2 separate regions of the Homo sapiens genome follow, and region 2 is linked to region 1. Evidence: chromatin loops called from intact Hi-C (ENCODE). Cell type or tissue: heart right ventricle. All regions are shown on one strand. Each heading gives the region's core, and the rest is flanking DNA. Links, peaks and the distances in the headings are about the cores only. Region 1 has its middle 21 kb from the start of LINC00310. Region 2 has its middle 16 kb from the start of KCNE2.

Region 1 (10,613 bases), core at 1,444-9,443:
AATAGGGGCTTGACGAATACATTGTCATTTATCCACACAATGAAATGCTATACAGCATTAAAAAATCATGCAGAACTGTGGTTTCAAATTATTTCTAGTAAAGGACACCTCCACTTTTTCATAATCAGTCTTTCTAGAATCCCAGTGTACAGAACTGTTTAGAAGTAGAGCTCTCCCACTTTGGGAGGCTGAGGCAGGCGGATCACTTGAGGTTGGGAGTTCCGGACCAGCCTGGCCAACATGGTGAAACCCGGTCTCTACTAAAAATGCAAAAACAAGCTGGGTGTGGTGGCAGGCACCTGTGGTCCCGCTGCTCTGGAGGCTGAGGCATAAGAGTAGCTTGAACCCAAGAGGCGGAGGTTGCAGAGAGCAGGGATTGCAGCACTGCACTACAGCCTGGTGACAGAGCAAGACTGTGTCTCAAAAAAGAAAAAAAAAAAAGAAAGGATATTAAAGTCATTAAGGTCCCTGAAAATGGCTATAACAACAACAAAAAAAATGTGACTTACAAAAAGAAACCTACAGACTTGTCAACCAAATGTAACGTGTGAACTCTGGATCCTACTCTGTATATTGACCAAATATCTGACGATTTGAAGAACTCTTTGGGAATTTTATTTTATTTTCTAAATTTGTTTGTTACTGGGGCTTGTTTCTCCAAGAATTTTTTTTTGTAACTTAAATAAAAAATAAAATAAAGTAATGCTCTTCTAGGTTGACTTGGGAGTAGGGACTTATCATCTCTTCCTTCCATCTGCAAAATGTCCTCTCCCCTCTGTAGGGGCCCTGAAATACCTTCACAGGTCTCCAGAATTTGGTAAAACTATAGAACACAGTTTGAAATGCATTATTATATAATTATCTCTTAATCTACAGGGAGAAAAAAAGCTCATGAGATCTTAAGCAAACAGCTTACTAGTTGAATTATGATACGATCCGATTTTATGTTTAAGAATATATATATATATAGAAATATTAATTTTCCCAGGCTTCAACACTCTTTGGGAAAAATGAAGTTACATTCATCGTCATTACTCAAATTCCCCTGGTTGGTGGACTCCATTTGCAGAACAGCAGCACTTTCTTCCTCTGTCTCTCTAGTTATTCCTGAAGGGCCTTAGGGGTGTTTCCCATGTGTCAGGAGCATGAACCCTCAAATTCTTTCCCTGGCTTCATGGTTCCTATGGCCTACTGAGGTGTCTGAGGACAATCCAGTCCCTGCTGGTGCCCTGGAAGGGGACACCATCCGGCCAGCATTCCCACCTGTCCCGCATATGCCTCGGTCCTGCAAGGGGTCAGGCCATGCCACTTTCTGCGAAGAACCAGGAGGATAAACAATATTTCATGGGGCTGAGCTGTAGCTCAGGGACAGCCTGGGTACCAGAGGCCATGCCAGTAGTCATGCTTTCTTCCTTGTTGCTAGTCCTGTCTGGCTCTATGCATCCATGCACCTAGCTTCAACCTCCCAGACTTTCTCCACCTTCACCTTCAAACGAGCTGCTGTGGGAGGCGGGGGTCCCCTCCCCCATCCTGTGTGTGTATGTGTATATGTAAATTGGAACTTAAAAATTTAATAGTAGTTTCTGAATGGCAAGATTGGGATGCTTAAATTTTTCCTATTTTTTTTTCCTGCATAATTGTAATTTTAAAAATTTCTACAATAAACATGTATCACTTGTATTTTTTAAAAATAGAGGCTGATATGGGATAATTGCTTGAAGCCAGGAGTTCAGCAAGACCAGCCTAAGCAACATAATGAGACACCCCCGCAACTTCTCTAAAAATTTTTTAAGATTAGCCAAGCATGGTGGTACGTGTCTGTAGTTCCAGCTATTCAAGAGGCTCAGGTGGGAGGATCACTTGAGCTCAGGAGTGGACTCAGTGACTGCTATGACTGTGCCACTGCACTCCAGCCCAGGTAACAGAAAAAATGAAGTCACCCCATCTCTGGAAAAAAAAATTGGGATGCACCTGAAATCAGTTCTGACTCTGATCTCTGAATCTTAATCCATTTAACTGCGAGTTTCCTGCCATCCAACTTAAAGTATTTTCCCTGTGTCAGTGTTGGAGGGGTGGAAGTGGGAGTGGGCAGAGGACAGTGTATGTGTGTGTGTTGAGAGGAGGAGGAAATACTATAGACATTGAAAAATCACGTAGAACTATAGCTTCAAAGTATTTCTAGTAGAGGACACCTTTCCTTTTTTGTATTGTCCTTCATAGAATACCAGTATTTACCTACTGTGAACAGCTAATAAGATGTGTGTATGGAAGACTGAAGACAGTCTGAAGATGCATCTCAACAAGGCCTAAGTCTCCCTTCCTCTGGGACTGTCCGGAGTGCTAGTTCACTGGGCTCCTTGCTCTGAGGCTGGTGGGAACTGGATTTCAGGACACAGGCTGACCACACAGGGAGCTGTACCGCAGCCCTTCCAACTGGGACTCCCCTCGGTTCTCACACTGTGGCAGTAGTGGGTTGGGAGGCTCCAGGCACGGGGAGGGTAGTAGGATGATGAGGATGGTGGTTGATATGACAAAGGACGAGTATGGGTTTCACCACAGAAAACCACACAATGTCCTAATTCCTATTAACTTCTGCACCTTGCAGGCCTTTCTTTAGCTGCTAAAAGGCTGTCGGTCTTTGCTGATTTGCAGAAAGGTGCACGCTCATGATGAGGTTTTCAATTCAGGTGGGAACTAGACGAGCAGGTAAGGGCCGCCTGCACGGAGGGTCCTTGTCTCTGTGGAGTTTACGGCATTCGTGGTTTTCCTCGGAAGGAGCTGCTTGTGTGGTGAATTCTGCTTTGAGAACTGGACTTTCCAAGTGCTCCCATGGCAGGGGACAACATTTCAGAGCTCCCTTTTCACTGTTACAACAAAAGAAGGCTCTTCCTGTGTCCGGTGAGACCCCTGAAATACGAGTCATCCCCACTCCTGACCCACTCCCAATACCTACCAGCTGCTCCTTGCTTTAGTTTTAGAATATCCCTTTTGACCTTCTCTCTCCCTTTTTGTCACTGTCGTTTGACCCTGAGTTTCCCCTGCCCACATCCTGCCTACAGTGCTTCATGTTGCTTTAAATGACTTCACAGCCCCTTGCTCCTTTAAGTGATCTAAGCTGAGCTGGGTTAGCAGGGCCACTTTCTGTGTAGCAAGGGGACGTCTAAAGGCTGCAGCCCAGCTTGGTTAGCTGCTCTAAGGGGACTCCAGTCTTCCTCACCCCACCAGGTGCCCCAAAGAGCAAAACCAATGTTTCTTTTCATCCATCACCTTTTCCTCAACAACACCAGCTAACATTTGTTAAGCACTTACTCTCTTTCTGGCCCATGTGTTTATGAGCCTAATCCTGACTGCAGCCCTGTGTGGTAGGTGCTTCAGTAAGCCCCATTTGTTAGATAAGAAAATTGACTCCTGGCCGAGGTGCCCCATATGGAAGGTGGTAGAGCTGGGGCAGATTCCAGCCCAGGCGCCTGGCTCTTGGCATGAGCAGCCTACCATAGCACCAGTTCTGTGGTTCTTCCCTCTGAGAAGCCTGTATTGAATTGCTTTTCTTTAAGTTGTATTTTGTGTTTAGTTGAAGTGCCCAATCCTCCCATTCAGTTTTCAGGGGAGGCAGGTGTGGTGGTGGTGCACACCTGTAGCCCTAGCTACTCTGGAGGCTGACGTGGGAGGATTGCTTGAGCCTAGTGAGCCGTGATTGCAGCTCTGCACTGCACTGCACTGGCGGGGTCGCAGCAAGATCCTGTCTCCAAAAAAAAAAAAAAAAAAGTTTTAAGTGGTTTTCATGGTGCCTCAAGGCTCTTCTGCCTGTAGGACTGACTGCTGTGCAGGGCTCTGGCCCTGGAGTTTAGATTAACAGCAGGAAGCCTCTTGTTTACATGGATCCACATGGCTGCAGCTTCCTAGCCAAGGGACCTCAGGACAGTACAAGGTTCTGTTCCTGGTTGACGCTCCAGTTGGTGCTGGGTGGGCCTCAGGTTGCCTCAGTTTTAGCTGTATGTTTGAAAAAGTGATGCCCTAATGATCCACTCTAGAAATAAGGCAGAGAGAATCAGGAAATAGGGTTTTTAAGTTGCTCAAACATCGCTCCATAGATTATCACATTTACTCCTTGGGCAGGTTTTTTCTTTATTTTATTTATTTATTTATTTTGAGACAGAGTGTCGCTCTGTCTCCCGGGCTGGAGTGCAGTGGTGCCATCTCGGCTCACTGCAACCTCCGCCTCCCAGGTTCAAGTGATTCTCCTGCCTCAGCCTCCCCAGTAGCTGGGATTACAGGCGCACGCCACCACGCCAGGCTGGGCAGGTATTTTTATTATTAGCCCCGTTAAAAAGTTTTTTATCGAGATGAAATTCACATAACATAAAAGTAACCATTTTAAAGCATGCACAATCCAGTGGCACTTAGTACCTTCACAGTGTCATGCAGCCAGCTCCTCTATCTGGTTCTAAAACATTTTCATCACCCCCAGAGGAAACCCCATGCCCATTAAGCAGTGACTTCCTATTCTCCCTGCCCCCAGCCCCTGGCAACCACCAGCTGTGTTTTGTCTCTGTGGATTTACGTGTTCTGGATATGTCACGTAAATGGAATCACAATATTTCATCACATATTGTGTGTGGCCTTTTGTGTCTGTTTTTATCACTTAGCATGTTTTCCAGATTCATCCATGTTGTAGCAAGTGTCGTAATTTCCTTCCTTTTTTATGGTTGGGTAATATTGCATTTTCTTCATTCGTTGATGGACACTTGGATTGTTTCCACTTTTGGCTCTTGTGAATAATTCTGCCTTGAACATTTGTGCACAAGTATCGTTTTGGGTACTTGTTCTTAATTCTTTTGGGTATATGACTAGGAGTGGAATTGCTGGCTCATAGGGTAATTCTCCATTTACCTTTTGAGGATTTATTAGCCTCTTTTTAAAAGTGAGGAGTCTGAGGCTCAAAAAAAATTATAAGTTGTCTAAAGTCACAGGAGAAGTATATGACGGGCCTGGCGTGGTGGCTCATGCCTGTCATCCCAGCACTTTGAGAGGCCGAGGCAGGTGGATCACCTGAGGTCAGGAATTCGAGATCAGCCTGGCCAACATGGTGAAACATCATCTCTACAAAAATACAAAAATTAGCCAGGCATGGTGGTGAAGGCTTGTAGTCCCAGCTACTCAGGAGGCTGAGGCATGAGAATCGCTTGACCTCAGGAGGTGGAGGTTGCAGTGAGCTGAGATGGTGCCACTGCACTCCAGCCTGGGCAACAGAACAAGACTCCATCCCCCCCCAAAAAAAAAAAAAAAAAAAAAAAGAGGAAGAAGAAGTATATGACCCAGCCAGGATGAGGAACTGGAGTTCATACTACCTTCATTCAAGGGCCCTGACTGCCGGGAACAGCGTTCATTCACTCATCAAACATCTTGTGAGGGCCAGGGCTGCCTTTGTGGCAGATTTAACCATAGCTTTCAGAAAGGAGCTTCCTAATGCAGTCACTCCAGGAGCAAATAAAACAAGGGGCTATTTTAAATCAAAAATCAACACGACTGGCTCACACATAAATTCCATTAAGCCAACACTCTATTTGAACACGCTGCTGAGCCAGGCGTCTTGTCTTGCTGCATCTTTTAACTTGAAGGTGGGCATTTCAGCCTGCACAATAAGGTCCACTCCCCTTAGTTCTAATTTCCTGCCACCTTCTGCATTTCTTGTTCGACCCTGGGGGTGGGGGAGTACTGACTTGGTCCTGAATCACTGTCGCGATTGGGATCTGTGAAAGTCACTGCAGAAAGATAATTTAAGGGGTTAAATGTCAGGGACAGGAGAGAGTAAGGTCCTGGTTTTAGTTCCGGCTTAACTGGGGGATGAGGGAGATTAAGAGGAGGTGAGGGAGGGGGCAGGGTTTAGCTTGATAATCTTATTTTGCAGTGGTTTCTGGGGGGATTTTACGATGAAGAGGTAAATTCTAAGGTTTGCTGTCGACTGTTTCCAGCTCCCTGGCGCACTTTCCGTGCAGCGAGGGGACGTCCAAAGGCTGCAGCAGAGCTGGGTTAGAAAACAGGCTCCCACCCGCCCTCTACTCCCCTCCCTGGCCCCGCTGACCTGATTAATCAGAGCCCTGCAAAGCCCACTGAGGAGGGCTCCTGGCTAATCTCATCTCCGCACCCACGCGGGGACAGACACCTCCGCTCGGCCAATGAGACGCAATTCTGCAAACTCGGCTGAGCGGTGGAAAATTCCATGCTCTCGGCGCTGCCCTCGGTGGCGGCCCTGGCGGGATCGCGCGCTCGGAATGCCGCAGCCCGGCCGCCGAGTGGCCACCAGCTGGGGAAGAGCTGAGCGAAACCGCCCCGGGGTCCAGGCGTTTTGCCACGAGTCGCCGTGCGACAAGTTGGGGTCTCCCTTGTTCTCCCACCTCTCTGCACCAAAAGCTCTTGAAGCAAATTAAAGAAAGCAGGCGATGCTTGTATCATTGCGGAGTGGGGAATGGAGCTGGGGGACAAATGGTGACATTCTCCCTCCCTCCGTGTGTGTGTGTGTGTGTGTGTGTGTGTGTGTGTGTGTGTGTGTGAGAGAGAGAGAGAGAGAAAGAGGCCACAGTCCTCCACCCCCACGCTTGCCCACCCAAGTTATAAATCCTGCCTGTAATTGTCCCCCTGCCTCCACCAGGCTTTCAACCCAGAAATCGTGGGGGAGAATGAAGGAGGCACCTTTCTAGATCAATCCACCTATGAACTATGGTGCCCTTTTAGAAGTGGCCGGTGGGTCCTAGAGAGCAAAGGGTGATGAGTTCGCAAAGGTGGACGAAGGAGACCAAGACCAGCAGTCAAAACCAATGGAGCAAGACCGGTGCCATGATTCAGAGACGCACAGAAAATTCCAGGGCCACCGAGAAGGGACACGTTGCGCATTCTGCCAGCGCAGGGGAGGAGGGGATGGAGGCGAGATGGAGGACAGGACTTTGCCAGCCAGGGAAGGGGGAGGCGCCCCGAGCCTGCGTTCCAGTCCCCGGAGCTGGGGCCGCAGCTTTTCCGCGAGGTTGGTCTGTGTTAGGAAATCCTATCTTTCTTAACTCTGTGTGAATTATGGCAATACCTCCCTGTTATTTCAGAGGATCCAGGCCTGTTTCTGCTCCTTGCAAATGTGAAAGACCCTGGTGAACGCAGTCCAAAAATTTAGAATGCGACCTGGTGCACAGCGCTCAGCTCGAGGAGACTTACAATGGTTTCTTCTGCCATCTGCATCGGGCAGGGGTGGGGAACTGTGGGCCCCAAGCTATCTGGGAGGAGGGAAGAGAAAGAAAGGGGGAAATACAGGTTCTTGAAACAAAGTAGGAAGCTTCAGCAAGAATCCACGGAGAAGCCCTGAGGTTGAGTCTAAAGCCCTGAGGTTTAGTAAACAAAGCCCAGCACATGGGACCTGAAACCTGGATGCCCCGGTTCTGCTAGTGACCAGTTGAAGGTCCTGGGGAAATCTCACCCTTCAGAGTCTTAGTTTTCGCCTCTGTAAAATCAAGGTCATAACCATTTCTGCCCCATCTAATCGAGTAAGGTCTTTAGTGAGACCCAAATAAAATAAAACTACGTCTATGAAACAGTAAAGAAGTATAGGGAACTGTTTTTCATCCATGTGCACAAGCAATGTAAAATCTATGTTGTTTTAATTCGATTAACTTCAAGAAAGAGCCCCAGCTAAATTAATCAATCAATACATATATTAATATATTCAGTAAATATTTGTTGAGCACCTACTCAAGGCCCTGGAGGGCCTTGTTGAACCCTCCAGGCCCTGTTCTGTGCCTGGAGGGATACACAGCTGAACAAAACACAAAAAGCTCTGCTCTTAGAAAGCTTAGATTGGAGGAGACCGGTGATAAAATAAATAGGAAAAATCTTTTTTTTTTTTTTCCTGTTTAGGCAGTGGTAAGTGATATAGAGAAAAAGAAAGCAGGAAAGGGGGATGGGGAAATGCGGGGTGAGAGTGCTTTAGAATAGGGTGATGAGGAGGCCTCATGGAGAAGATACTCTTTGAGCAGAGACCTGACAGGGAGATGGGGGGGTGAGCTCCATGGATTTCTAGGGGAAGAACATTCTAGAAGTGGGCAGCCAGCAAGTGCAGTGGGTCTGAGGGGAGACGGTGGCCTTTCCTGTTGGAGGAACAGGAAGGCCGGCACTGTCCTTGGAGGGGTATGAGTGCCAGGGTCAGAGGCTGATGGGGGGGCAGGTCCGGATAGAGTTTGTAGGGCCTTGAAGGTGACCTGAAGGGCCGACTTTTGCAGTGAGTGTTCCTGACAGCTGGGGGGGGGCACGACTGAAGCTCTGCCTTGGGTCTTACCTGGCCGTAAGGCAACTCCATTTTTAGCTTGGATCCTGGCAGGCAACCAACAAGCATTTATTGCAGGGCTGGCTGTGTGTTCTCGGCTGCGCTGGGAGCTCTGTGAATATCCGGAGATATAACAGGGATCCTTAGCTTTGGGGAGGCCACAGACTTGCTGTGAATAGAATTTAGCTGCAAAAGGCAGTTAGTGACCAATGCAAGACTATTCGTGTCACTCGCTGCATTGTGTGGAGGGCCTAGAAGCATGAGGGAGGCTGGGGTTTTGGGAACCCCAGGGGCAACCGGGACTATGCTGGGATCATGGTAGGTGCTTTACTTGTTTGCGAACAGACTGAGTGATTCTGAGTTGCATACTCAGGGAGCTCTTTGTGGCTAATTAAGTCCTTTTCCTACCCAGGCCCAGGTGGCCAGCAGCCCCTGGCAGCCGCGCACATGCTGCTCAGTGTTGCCAGCGCACAGCAGGGGCTGCTGCAGATGGTCCTCCAGCCACAGGGTGATAAAAGGCCTCCTGAAGAAGTAAATGACCCTGCTGGTTGCTGTGTGGAATGTTTCCCCCAGGGAAATTAAAAAATGGAATCCAGTGTCCAGGCCTCAGTCTCATGTCTTTAATAGGCTAGTCAAGATCCTGGGGCCAGGGCCTGGGGGCAGCTTCTTCCTGCTGGAGAGGCCAGTTTCCTTTCCCAGTCTCTGACCCTTCTCGGTTTTGGAATCCTGCTTGAGACCTCTCAACTCTCACCAGGCGAGGAGGGTGATCTGGGGTAGAGAAATGACATGAAGTCATTTCAGAAAATCCCACAATGCCTCATCACCCAGAATCCTTTGCGGAGCTGGCTGGCCGGCCCTGGGCTCCCTTTCAGCTGCTCTAGAATGTAGCAATGGTGGGCTCCTTTGGGGGCCATCTAGAAGCACCCTGCCCCTGGGCACCTGCCTCCTCACTGGAGGAGACCAGAGGCCACGTCCCAGCCCTGTGCTTCCAGCTCTGGAACTGCCCTTGACTTCACTGGACAGGCCTGAGCAAGTCGTGTAACCTTCAGGGACTCAGCTATGCCCACTCCAGGCTCTGTGAAACCAAGACAACCTCACGTGCTCAGTTCCTCAGCTCTGCAGGAGCCAGGCTGCTCTGGGGTAAGGAAAGGGAGAGAGAGGGATATTGTCCTATGCTTCCTTCACATAGCTGAACGTTTTATTTATTTAACTTTTTGGATAAGTAATGCATTTTATGGTTAAAAAAATCAACAAGTATAAGACATTACACAGTGAAAAGTGTCCTTTCCCATCTGCTCAATTCTTTTCTTTCTTTCTTTTTTTTTTTTTGAGACGGAGGCTCAGTCTGTCACTCAGGTTGGAGTGCAGTGGCATAATCCTGGCTCACTGCAACTTCTGCCTCCCAGGTTCCAGCAATTCTCTTGCCTCAGCCTCCCAAGTAGCTGGGATTACAGGCACCTGCCACCATGCCCGCCTAATTTTTGTCTTTTTGGTAGAGACGGGGTTTCACCATACTGGCCAGGCTGGTCTTGAACTCCTGACCTCAGGTAATCCACCCACCTCAGCCTCCCAAAGTGCTGGGATTTCAGGCATGAGCCACTGTGCCCGGCCCCCATCTGCCCAATTCTTATCCCCCACCCTAAAGGCATAGCCACTGTTATTAATTTGTTGTTTATCCTTCTAGAGTTTTGTGGGATTTTTGCACATACAAGCACATGGAATATGTTCTTCCCCCACTCCCAACTCTTTTTCTACTTGATTGCTAATACACAGTACAGTGTTCCTTACCTCACTGTTTTCAGTTGACAGTGCATCTTAGAGATCTTTTCATCATAGTACATAAACCATTTCCTCATTTTTCTTTACTAGTGCTTCTTGCTGTCTAAAATATGCCCAAACAATCCCCTAGAAATGGACATTTAAGTTGTCTGCAGTATTTTGCTTTCAAACAATGCTGCTGTGGACAACTGCAATTCTTCGTTCAGCACACAATTATGTTTATGCATAAGGTAAATTCCTAGAAGTGAAACTGCTGAGTCAAAGGGTAAATGCATCTCTAATGTGGACAGATGTTGCCAAATTAGCCTTTACAGGGGGTATGCCAATTTATGCTCTCAGCAGCAATGTATCAGAGAGAGTGCCTATGTTTCAAAGCTTACCAACAGACTTGGCTTTTAAACTTTTGGATTTTTGCCATTCGATAAATTTGAAAAAACCAGTATGGTTTTAATTTGTATGTTTCTCATTGTGAGCTCTCCATATCCATGCCCACTTTTCTATTGGTTTGTTTGCCTTTTGACTCATCAATTTG
Region 2 (10,613 bases), core at 1,395-9,394, 150 kb after region 1:
TGGCCTCGGGCTGAAAAGAGGGCGGCACTATTATAATTGCTTCCGGCTTTTGTCTCTAACATATGGAAAAACAGCGTGGGTAAGGGAGTCTAGAAGGAGACATCCTGCTGAAGCCCGTTGGAAGGACGCCTAAGGTTGCAAGGACCATCGTCCATGAAGGAATAGCTGGTGTTACCTGGCGCCTGAATGTAGGCCCTTCTCCTCTGTGGAGAATGTGGGCCTGACCCCAGGGAAGCCACTTCTTCACCATTTCCCACCCCTGGAGGCTGCAGTCCTCTCATGCCATCACTTCCCATTAGCTTCCAACAATAAAGATCCCAGACTCAGCCTGCTGAGCCAGAGAGATGAGGAGGCATTGGCAGGAAGCCACTGCAGAGGGGGCAGCTGCCTCTCAGAACTGACTTTGGGGTGGTGGCTGGCTCTGTCCCTGCTGTAGCCAACTGGGGGCAAAAAGTCCAATTGAAGGACAAGTTTCAAGGGCGGGTTAGGGTGAGCAGAAAGGATGAGTCCCTGGCAGTGGCTGTCCCAGCCCTGGGCCACCGTGCCTGGGTCTCCAGTGAAATCCCGTCCAGTGGTCATCATCAGAAACCTAAGCCCTGACTCCGGGGCCAGAGGTGACTGTGAGTGGAGTGGACGAACCCAGATGGGTGACCACAATGACCAGAGGAGGGAGCAATGGCTGCTTCCAGATGGGGAGGGGGTAGAAACGCCATTTGAACTCTATCCTGAAGATTCGGCTTTGGGCAGTAACTGGCATCAAAGCCACAGTCCTGAAGTAGGGCAGCATCACTTCACTCTTATCTTTGAGGAACTTTTTTTTTAAGAGACGGGGTGTTACTTTCTCACCCAGGCTGGAGCACAGTGATGCACATGGCTTACTGAAGCCTCAAACTCCTGGCCTCAAGTGATCCTCCCGCCTTGGCCTCCCAAAGTTCTGGGATTACAGGCATAAGTCCCTGCGCCCAGCCAGAAGCTTTCTGATGATATATTATAACTTGGGCCTCTTGTGAGTTACTAAATTGAAGTGGCCAATCCTGTTCAGCTCTCATGCCAGCTTCTATCGATTTGCTATGCCTTCCTGGACCACAGGGTTGAGAAGGATTCTAAGGCTTAGGGGAAAAGATAACCATTGTTGATTAGTAATGCCTGCAGTGGGCACACAGCAGGAGCAGCAGTGGCCGTGGCTAACTCCTGCAGCCTCGGCAGCAGCTCGTGTTAAAACGGTGGCTCAGCTAAGGGTTGGGATAAGCATCCCCGTTATCACATGTGTTCATGGGAATGATTACAAGGGAATCATGCCTGGATAGTCTCTGGAGGTGATGATCACCCCCTTCCATCCAGAAAAATAAATCCTTCCAGAAAGACTCCTTCCTTTCTTCTCCGTTATCTTGTGCTCCCAAGAGGGGCAGCAGGTCAAAGAAAAGGGCAATTTCCTCCTCTTTCCCTGGGAAGGAACCAATGACTGGCAGGAGGGGGCCTCTTTCTCCAAGGCTGTTCTGGAGCTCTTGCTGGCTGAGGGCAGCTGCAGCCACACAGCTCGTTTCTTGACATGGAAAGCTGAAACTTCTCGGATCCCAAGCTAAATACCGTTGCTGCAAAACATCCAGTTTTTCTTTTTCATGGGCCCCTGGTGAATTAAAACCCAGAAGCCAGAGGCCCACCTGCCAATTATTGCAGTTAATTCTGTGCAGGCTTGACTCAGGAACCGAGACAGAGCGTTCTGTTTGCTACCGGGGGTGCGCAGGGCGGGCGGGTGGGAGCCGGCTGTGGCCACAGCGCTGTGAATGCCCTCTGTGTGTGCTGGGCTAGGCCTGGCAGCCACAGTGCCCTCCCTTGCACCGTGAGCTTGGCATCCAAGTGTGACTTCAGTGGGGCCTCTTTCTCCTTGAGTCTGCCTAAGATCGAAGATTCTGTCAGGAAGTTTCCTTCCCTCTGCTACATGTGCAGCCCCCCGCATGCCCCTGAGGAACTCAGTGACAAACACTTCTACTTTTTCCAAGGAATAAGAGAAAACAGCACTCAGCTTAAAACTGTGGGGTTTTTCTGTGGCCTTTTCTCCTCTGACCCAATTGCCTTGCAAGATCCCGCTGGTTTGGGGAGAGAACAGTCACCCTTTGTTCCCTGGAAGCCCCTTTTGTAGTGGGCCACCTTTGAGTTCCAGCTTGGTCTTGCCTCAAGGTGACATCAATGCTGGTTGCTCAAGGCTCTCCCTGCTGGGTTCTTCTAGGGCCTCTTCGGTCGAGTCATTGGTTTATTTATTAGTTCTTTCACTCCTAGGCCCTGGGAAGACTGGAGGAAAAGATGGAGTTCTTGTCCTCTAGGAGTCAAGCAGGAAAGTAGCAAATGGTTGAGTGCTGATAGTGGGGCACAGAGAGCCGAGGCTGGGTTCCCCGGATTAGACCCTGTCCCTGTCCTCTGCATACAAGTCACACAGAGCAGTCCCTGGCATGTGGTGCAAACGTAAAAGGAGGGGCTTCATCTAACTGAGGGGGAGATGCTATCCAGGAAGTTGTCCCTAAGGAGGGGGGTTTAAGTGGACACCTGAACAGTGAGTAGATGCAGCAGGAAGTAGAAATGAAGGGGCAGGAAGGCAGGCTTAGGAGAGGAGACAGGGTAGAAGTCCCCAAGGCACAGGGATCATTCTAATAACTGAGAAATCCAAGAGGCCTGGAGTGCAGACAGCTAGGAGAAGCCCAGCGTAGCATGAGCTAGGGCGGGTGCCAGGCAGCCATGCCTGGCCTCAGAAGCCAGGATAAGAATGTTGGCCTCCTTCTTCGGGATGCAGGGAATCGATGGGATAACTTGAGCGTCCCCAGTTTTGACCACTGCACCACAGCTCCTGCTCTTGTCTTCTGGACCGAATACTTGGCCCCTGGACATCACCTTCCAATGACTCAGAAAGATAAGCCATGTAACAGTGGGGTTGCCTGTGGTGAATACTATACCAGGGCGAAGGCTGGTGGAAAGATCATGAAACCTAAGCCCTGACTCCAGGGTTGGAGGTGACTATGAGTGGAGTGGACTGACCTAGAGACGGGTGACCACAATGCCCAGGGGAGGGAATAATGGCTTCTTCTGGATGGGAAGGGGTTGGAGAACATTTGGACAGGAAACGCCATTTGAGCTGCATCTCCAAGATGAGGCTCTTGGATGAAGGCCATCTGAGTCACAAGACTGGGGGTGCAGAGGTGTGAAGGGAATGGTGGGTTCAGGATCAGCGTTCGGAGGGAATGTTTTATTGGGCTGTGCATCTCCTGACCCTGGAACATTCAAGCCTCCTTACTGACCCAGACAGTGGGTGGCTGATGGGAACCATATGCTGGAAGTCTTCCGGTGGGGCAGGAAGGGGCCTCATTCCAAACCCCATGCTGAGAAAGGAGCTGGCCGGCTCGGACCACTTATTGTCCCCTGCTGGGAGGGGTGACGCTGCGGCTTGCTGGACTATCTCCCCTTTGATGAAGAATGCCATCCTCTGGGATGGGCGGCAAAGAAAGGGCCAGCCTGTGACTTCTGTCAGCTCCCCCGCTGCATCTTAGATGTGCCTATCCTGGGAGATTTCCGGACCAGAAAACTCATCTTTAAAAAGCTTCGTACCTGCCCCAGGTCCCGGGGGATCCCATGTCCCGTCCTCCCCTCCGGCCCCAGCTGCAGCAAATGTCTCCTAACAGGGGCCCAACTCCCAGTAGCCACCTTAATCACATGGCAGGAGTGTCTATTTTCGTTACATAAACAGAGTTGTCTACATTTGGATTCCGGGGCTGGCTACAGGAATTTGTAAACAGCGTGGTGTACGTGTTTCACAGAAAGTTGCCAGGCTGTGCTCTCTTTCCCACTGCCTGTTGTCCAGTTTTCCCTTTTATAGAGAGTCTGGCTGGGAAAGAGAGACAGAACTTATTTGGGAATAGAGGACAATCTCTCAGGCAAATTCCTCTCCCCCCACCCTAGTCACCGCTACCTCCTCGGCTTCAATTTTGAGGTCTGATTCAAAATTAAGACCCTTCTGAATTATGAATCCCTCCTAAATGCTAGCTTCTATAGATATAAATATAAACCTCATGGAAAACAAATTTGGGGAGATTTTATTCCCAGAAGGGTAACAAGGAATTTTGAAGTTTGAGGTAGATTTTAAAAACTCTTGGACACTGCTGTCCCTATCTGAGCTGAGATCCCACATAACATCATGACATTCCACTGGTCTCCTACTTCCCCCAGGAGCTGTCTTGAGCTTGCAGCAGAGGCTTTTAAGGCTCTGGAGTGAGGGCAGCAGTAGCCCCAAGGAAAAGAGGGGTGCCCACTTTTTCCTTTCATTTAATAACCATTAATGAAGCATCTATTGAGATTAGATTCTGTGTTCAGCACTGTGGGCCTGAGAAGATGTTTAACACAAATCATTGGTGTCAAAAAACTGCAGCGAGGCCGGGCATGGTGGCTCACACGTGTAATCCCAGAACTTTGAGAGGCCAAGGCCGGCAGATCACTTGAGGCCAGGAGTTCGCCATCAGCCTGGCTAACATGCTGAAACCCCATCTTTATTAAAAATATGAAAATTAGCCGGGCGTCGTGGTTCACACCTGTAATTCCAGCTACTCGGGAGGCTGAGACAGAGAATCACTTGAATCCAGGAGGTGGAGGTTGCAGTGAGCCGAGATCGCGCCACTGCACTCTAGCCTGGGAGACAGAGCGAGACTACACCTTAAAAATCAGACAAACAAACAAACAAAAAACCTGCAATGAAAGATGGACTTGTTAAGAGTCACTGAGATGGATTTGGGATGGCAGAGTGGATTTGCTGAAGGAATGAATGAAAAATAGGTCTGTGACTGACAATGAAGCCTGTTACAGTGGTTGAAGTTGAATCTGCATCTTAAATTCAGTGTAGGCTAACTTTTGCTCTAACCGAAAGCTAGGGTCACAAGCCATCCTGCTTTGCCTGGGACTAATGGGATACTCAGGACACAGGATGGAAAAGTTCTCAGGCAAACTAGTGCAAATTGGCCACCCTACTTAAAATTCAAAGAAAAGAGAACGAGGAAGAAAACTCCTGTGTAGGAACTATCCAAACTAGGAAAAATAACCATGAGAGGTCACTGGGACATGAAGCATATATGAGCAGTTATTTTTCTCCTTTTATGGGAGAATGAAGAAAAAGAAAATAATCTACCCATGTAGAAAGAAATAGAGGGAAATTAATGAGTTATGAGAAAATGGGCATTGACAATCAAAACAAAAGGGCTTACATTCTTAAAACATTCTCGAACAAACCTGGCATTAAACAAAGCTACTGATACATTTTAACTTCATCTGCACAGATAACTGCAAAGAAATGCATGGCTTTTAATCACTCCAAATGCTGTAAGGGTCTGAACACATCCATTTCCCAAGAGCATCTGTGTTCAGAACAGGTGAAGTTAGAATAAGCAGCGGTTTAAAATAATGTTTAGTAAGAAAAGTTTAATGTTATACCTAGATGTTGTATTTCTTTACCGGTTGCTGTAAAGTGTATCCTTTTTAGAAAGACGTGCAGATGTTAATAGTTAATGATTTTCAAGGAAGCAAGGATGTCTGCTATTTTAATAAAGAGCTTACTGTGCTAGAAATGTCATAGTTAGTCTGGAAGCATGCACCGTGATGTCAGATCAGTTGAGGGCTCTGGCAAAGTGTAGCTGGTCCCTTGGATTAATAAAGCTCAGATTTGGCGCCACCTGGCGGCAGCTACCCAAATTTCAGGTACAGAACCCAGGAAGAGAGAAACACATCGCGCATTTTAAGCTTAGCCAGTGGCAGAAGGCCAGGCGCGGTGGCTCACGCCTGTAATCCTAGCACTTTGGGAGGCCGAGGCAGGAGGATCGCTTGAGCCCAGGAGTTGGAGACCAGCCTGGACAACATGGCGACATCCCATCTCTACAAAAAATACAAAAATTAGGCGTGGTGGCGCGTGCCAGGCTGAGGTGGGAGGATCTGTTGAGCCCAGGAGGTCAAGGCTGCAGTGAGCCCTGACTGCAACACTACACTCCAGCCTGGGTGATAGAGTGAGACCCTGTCTCAAAAAAAAAAAAAAAAAAAAAAAAAAAAAAAAAAAAAGGCAGCAAAGGCCATTTCTATCACCAAAAGCAATATTTTATGCATTTTTGAATTGTGAGTTGTGCAAAAGAACCTGGGTCCTCTTGTCCAAAACTTTTCATTCAGAGTATGAGTTTTTGTAGCCTTTTTTTCTCAGCTGTCAGATGAGGTTCTTTGTAACTACCTTGCAGGGTTGGCATAAAACCAGAGCCATGGTATATAAAGTTTCTTACACCATGAAATACTACGCAGCCACAGAAAAGAACAAGATCAAGTCCTTTGCAGGAACATGGATGGAGCTGGAGGCCATTATCCTTAGCAAACTAACACAGGGACCAAAAACCTGATACCGTGTGTTCTCACTTATAAGTGGAAGCTAAATGGTGAGAACCGATGGACACAAGGAGGGGAACAACAGACACGGGAGCCTACTTGAGGGTGGATGGTGGGAGGAGGGAGGGGAGCAGGAAAGACAACTATTGGATACTAGGCTTAGTACCTGGGTGACAAAATAATCTTTACAACAAACCCCCATGACACAAGTTTATCTATATAACAACCCCTGCACGTGTACCCCCAAACCTAAAATATAAGTTTTTTTTACAAGAAGCTATTACTTTAAATAAATAAATAAATAAATAAATAAATAAATAAGGTTTCTTGCACATTGCCTGGCACTCAGGAGTTGCTCAATAAATGGGAGTAGCTGAGCTGGTAGCAATGGCTGCTGACGTTACTGATGGGCAGGGTGAACCTGAAAGTGCTGGCTGTGGGCTGTAGGTTCAGATTGCACTTGAACTTTGCTGCCACCAGTAATTTCCTGAGAGTGGATAATGCAGGGTTGCTTGAACAGTCGAGACACATGAGAATCTGAAAGTGCTGCTGGAGCCTGGGCTCTCTAACGGAAGCAGAGCACAAGGTCAAGTTTCCTGGGCAAGACCTTTCCCAGAGGCTCGAACAAGGACCTAAGTTCTTGCCCAACCTTTGACAAGTTTCCAGAGATGTTATGAAGAGGAGACAGTTCTTTCTGAGACTGGGCAAACAGGGAAGGTAGTGAAAAATGCTAATAATTTGTTTTGTTTTGTTTTTGAGACGCAGTCTCGCTTTGTTGCCCAGGTTGGAGTGCAGTGGCACCATCTCGGCTCATTGCAACCTCTGCCTTTTGGGTTCAAGTGATTCTCCTGCCCCAGCCTCCCCAGTAGCTGGGACTACAGGTGTGCACCACCATACCTGGCTAATTTTTGTATTTTTAGTAGAGACAGGGTTTCACCATATTGGCCAGGCTGGTCTTGAACTCTGAGCTCAGGCAATCTGTCCACTTCAGCCTCCCAAAGTGCTGGGATTACAGGTGTCAGCCACCACACCCAGCCTAAATACTAAGAATTTTTAAAGAAGGAATTGATGCTTATAGAATTTTGGTTCCTTTTTCTGTAGAATCAATAGGCTGGACTAGATCATCTTTAAGGCCCCATATAGTTGTTTTGTGTTTTTTTGAGACAGGGTCTTGCTCTGTTGCCCAGGCTGGAGTGCAGTGGTACAAGCCCAGCTCGCTGCAGCCTTGACCTCCTAGGCTCAAGTGATTCTCCCCCATCAGCCTCTCGAGTTGCTGGGACCACAGGCATGCACCACCACACCTGGCTAATTTTTATTTTTCTTTGTAGAGTCAGGAGTCTCACTACATTGCCCAGGCTGGTCTCAAACCTGGGCTCAAGTGATCCTCCCAATTCTGCCTCTTGAAATCCTGGGATTACAGGCGTGAACCACCACCCTTGGCTAATTCTAACATTCTTGAATCCTAAGAGTTCATGACCAAGGAATACAAAAAGCACAGCCCTGTTGGTGAGGATTTGGAGCAGCTGGATCTTCATTCATTACTGGTAGGGATGTAAAATGGTCTAGCAACTCTGAAAACTCATCTGGCAGTTTCTTATAAAATTAATCATGTACCTGCTATGTAACCCAGAGATTGCCCAAAGAAATGAAAATGTATGTTCACACCAAAACCTGTACATGAACTTTCATAGCATCTCTATTTGTGATAGCAAAAGCTGGAAATAACTCAGAGTAACAGATATTTAATGGTTAAATATTCATATGATGGGGTACTACTCAGCAATAAAACGAAACTAGCTCTTGATATACACAACTCGGATGGATGTCAAGAGCATTATATAGAGTGAGGAAAAGCTGATCTCAAAAGGTTGCCTACTGTCTGTTCTTATTTCTTTAACGTTCTCAAAATAACAGATTTATAGAGGGGATACCTGCTTAGTGGTTACCATGGCCTAGGGATTGCAGAAAGGGTTCAACTATTAAGGGGTGGCACTAGGGAGTTTCTTAAGGGTGATATAGCAATTTTGTTCCTTGGTTTTGGTGGTGGTTTCCCAAATCTATACATCAGATTAAATTATATCAAGGCTGGGTGTGGTGGCTCATACCTATAATCCCAGCACTTTGGGAAGCCGAGGCGAGAGGATCGCTTGAGACCAGGAGTTGAGGACCAGCCTGGGCAACCTAGCAAGATCCCATCTCTACAAAAAATAACAATCACAAAAGATTAGCTGGGTGTGGTGGTGTATGTGTGTAGTCCCACCTACTTGGGAGACTGAGGCAGGAGTATTGCTTGAGCCCAGGAGTTTGAGGTTACAGTGAGCCGTGATCATGCCACTGCACTCCAGCATGGGTGACAGAGCAAGACTTTGTCCCCGCTACACACAAAAAATTGCATTGCTGGGCATGGTGGCTCACACCTGTAATCCCAGCACTTTGGGAGGCTGAGGCAGGTGGAGCACCTGAGGTCAGGAGTTCAAGACCAGCCTGACCAACATGGTAAAATTCCATCTCTACTAAAAATACAAAAATTAGCTGGGAGTGGTGGCGGGCACCTGTAACCTCAGCTACTTGGGAGGCTGAGGCAAGAGAATTGCTTGAACCTGTGAGGCAGAGGTTGCATGATCTGATATTATGCCACTGCACTCCAGCCTGGGCAACAGAGAGAGACTCCATCTCAAAAAAAAACTGCATCAAATTACACACACACACACACACAAATGAGTGCATGTAAAAATGGTGAAATGTGAATATGGTCTGTGGTCTATGTAACTACAAGGATTATATCAACATCAATTTCATACTTTTGATGTTATACTATAGCTATGTCCCATGTTACTATTGGAAGAAACTGGGTGAAGGGTACACACAAAATTTTTGCAATTTCCTGTGAATCTATAATTCTTTGAAAAAATAACTTAAAAAGAGAGAAATGTACAAAATGGTTGTATCCTACATTCTCTAAAATTTGGGGGAAAAAAAGGAAAAAAGAAAAGCAAATTTCAAAGCCTTTCTCTGGGCTGTTGGCAGCCACTGCAGGCAGCGGAGGGAGCGCCACCTGCCCAGAGCACATGAGGCTGGTTTTCATTGTCACTGCAGAGGTGACACTTCTGGACTTTGACTGCTGCGTATGAACCAGGCACACTCGGCAGCACAGTGGGGACACATTGTGGCCATTTTGAATACCACAGCCTGAGATTTAGACTTTTCTTTCTCTGGCCCTAGCAAAAAGGACCCTATGGTAAACACCCTGCCTAATGAGGTTTGAAAGACAATAAACGAGACTGTGGTTGGCAGGGGTTCTCCAGATGTAGACAGCAGGCTCTCCTGGGCCATGCCCTTTCTGAATACTCAGTCAAGCTGTGCTATCTCCGTGAGGTTGCTAATTGGAAGCAAATTCTGAAAGCCACCCCACTTTGGAATCCCAGAGAGGCCTGGAGATGAGTTTCCTTTAAGACAAGGCAAGGAACCATGGGTTTGTTCTAAATTTTCAAGGACATGGAATCCTTTGAAAAGATTTCTTAAGGGAGCAGGTGCTTGGCTTTGGCTTCCGTCCCCATTGAGTCCAAACCTGAGAGCATCGGGAAAGCGGAGGTGGGACTCCATGGTGGTGGGGGGTGTTCCCAGGGAGAAGCTGGGGGCGCTTTTCCTGCCCTGAGCACTCTCCATCCTGGGCTTCTGTCTCTGAATCAGAAACAAAAGTTCCAGGGAAAACCCACTTCAAAATCTGCCCAAACGAAAGGCTGTGAGAATAAGGAGATGTTGTCAAAAAATATGTCTTTATGGTTTGGATCTGTGTCCCCAGCAAATGTCATGTCGAATTGTAATTCCCCAGTGTTGGAGGTGGGGCCTGGTGGGAGGTGAGAGGATCATGGGGGTAGATTTCTCATGAATGGTTTAGCACCACCATCCCCTTGGAGCTGTTCTCGTGATAGTAAGTGAGCTCTCGTGAGATCTGGTTCTTTAAAAGTGTGGCATCGCCCCCAGCTCTCTTCCTTTTGCTCTGGTCATGAGAAGTGCTGGCTCCCCCTTTGCCCTCTGTCATGATTGTAAGTTTCCTGAGGCCTCCCCAGAAGCTGAGCAGATGCCAGCATCATGCTTCCTGTATAGCCTGCAGAACCATGAGCCAAAGTTTAAGAGGTTTAGCCTGTTTTCTTTATAAACTACCCAGTCTCAGGTATGTCTTTATAGCAGTGTAAAAATGAACTAATACATACATATCT

What was found. A loop is a pair of places that touch in the nucleus more often than their neighbours do. Peaks named below come from ENCODE experiments on the same cell type or tissue, not always from the same donor. Only the 100,000 strongest peaks of a DNase experiment are listed, where the experiment ranks them.
Region 2: it touches region 1 in a loop (5-fold over the local background); 26 of 110 quality-filtered maps call a loop at or near these places.

Annotation. Positions count from the first base shown.
Region 1 is chr21:34,195,883-34,206,495 of GRCh38, forward strand. No RefSeq gene overlaps it. Among named protein-coding and RNA genes, the nearest start is that of LINC00310, 21 kb to the left of the region's middle. RefSeq lists an enhancer at 7,775-8,773. In heart right ventricle, for the core only: a CTCF peak has its summit at 6,252; DNase peaks (open chromatin) are centred at 6,199, 6,749, 6,909 and 8,769; H3K4me3 peaks cover 914 bases; H3K27ac peaks cover 2,967 bases.
Region 2 is chr21:34,342,392-34,353,004 of GRCh38, forward strand. No RefSeq gene overlaps it. Among named protein-coding and RNA genes, the nearest start is that of KCNE2, 16 kb to the right of the region's middle. In heart right ventricle, for the core only: a CTCF peak has its summit at 5,710 (motif pointing left); DNase peaks (open chromatin) are centred at 1,570, 3,260, 3,730, 5,710 and 2 weaker places; H3K27ac peaks cover 3,871 bases.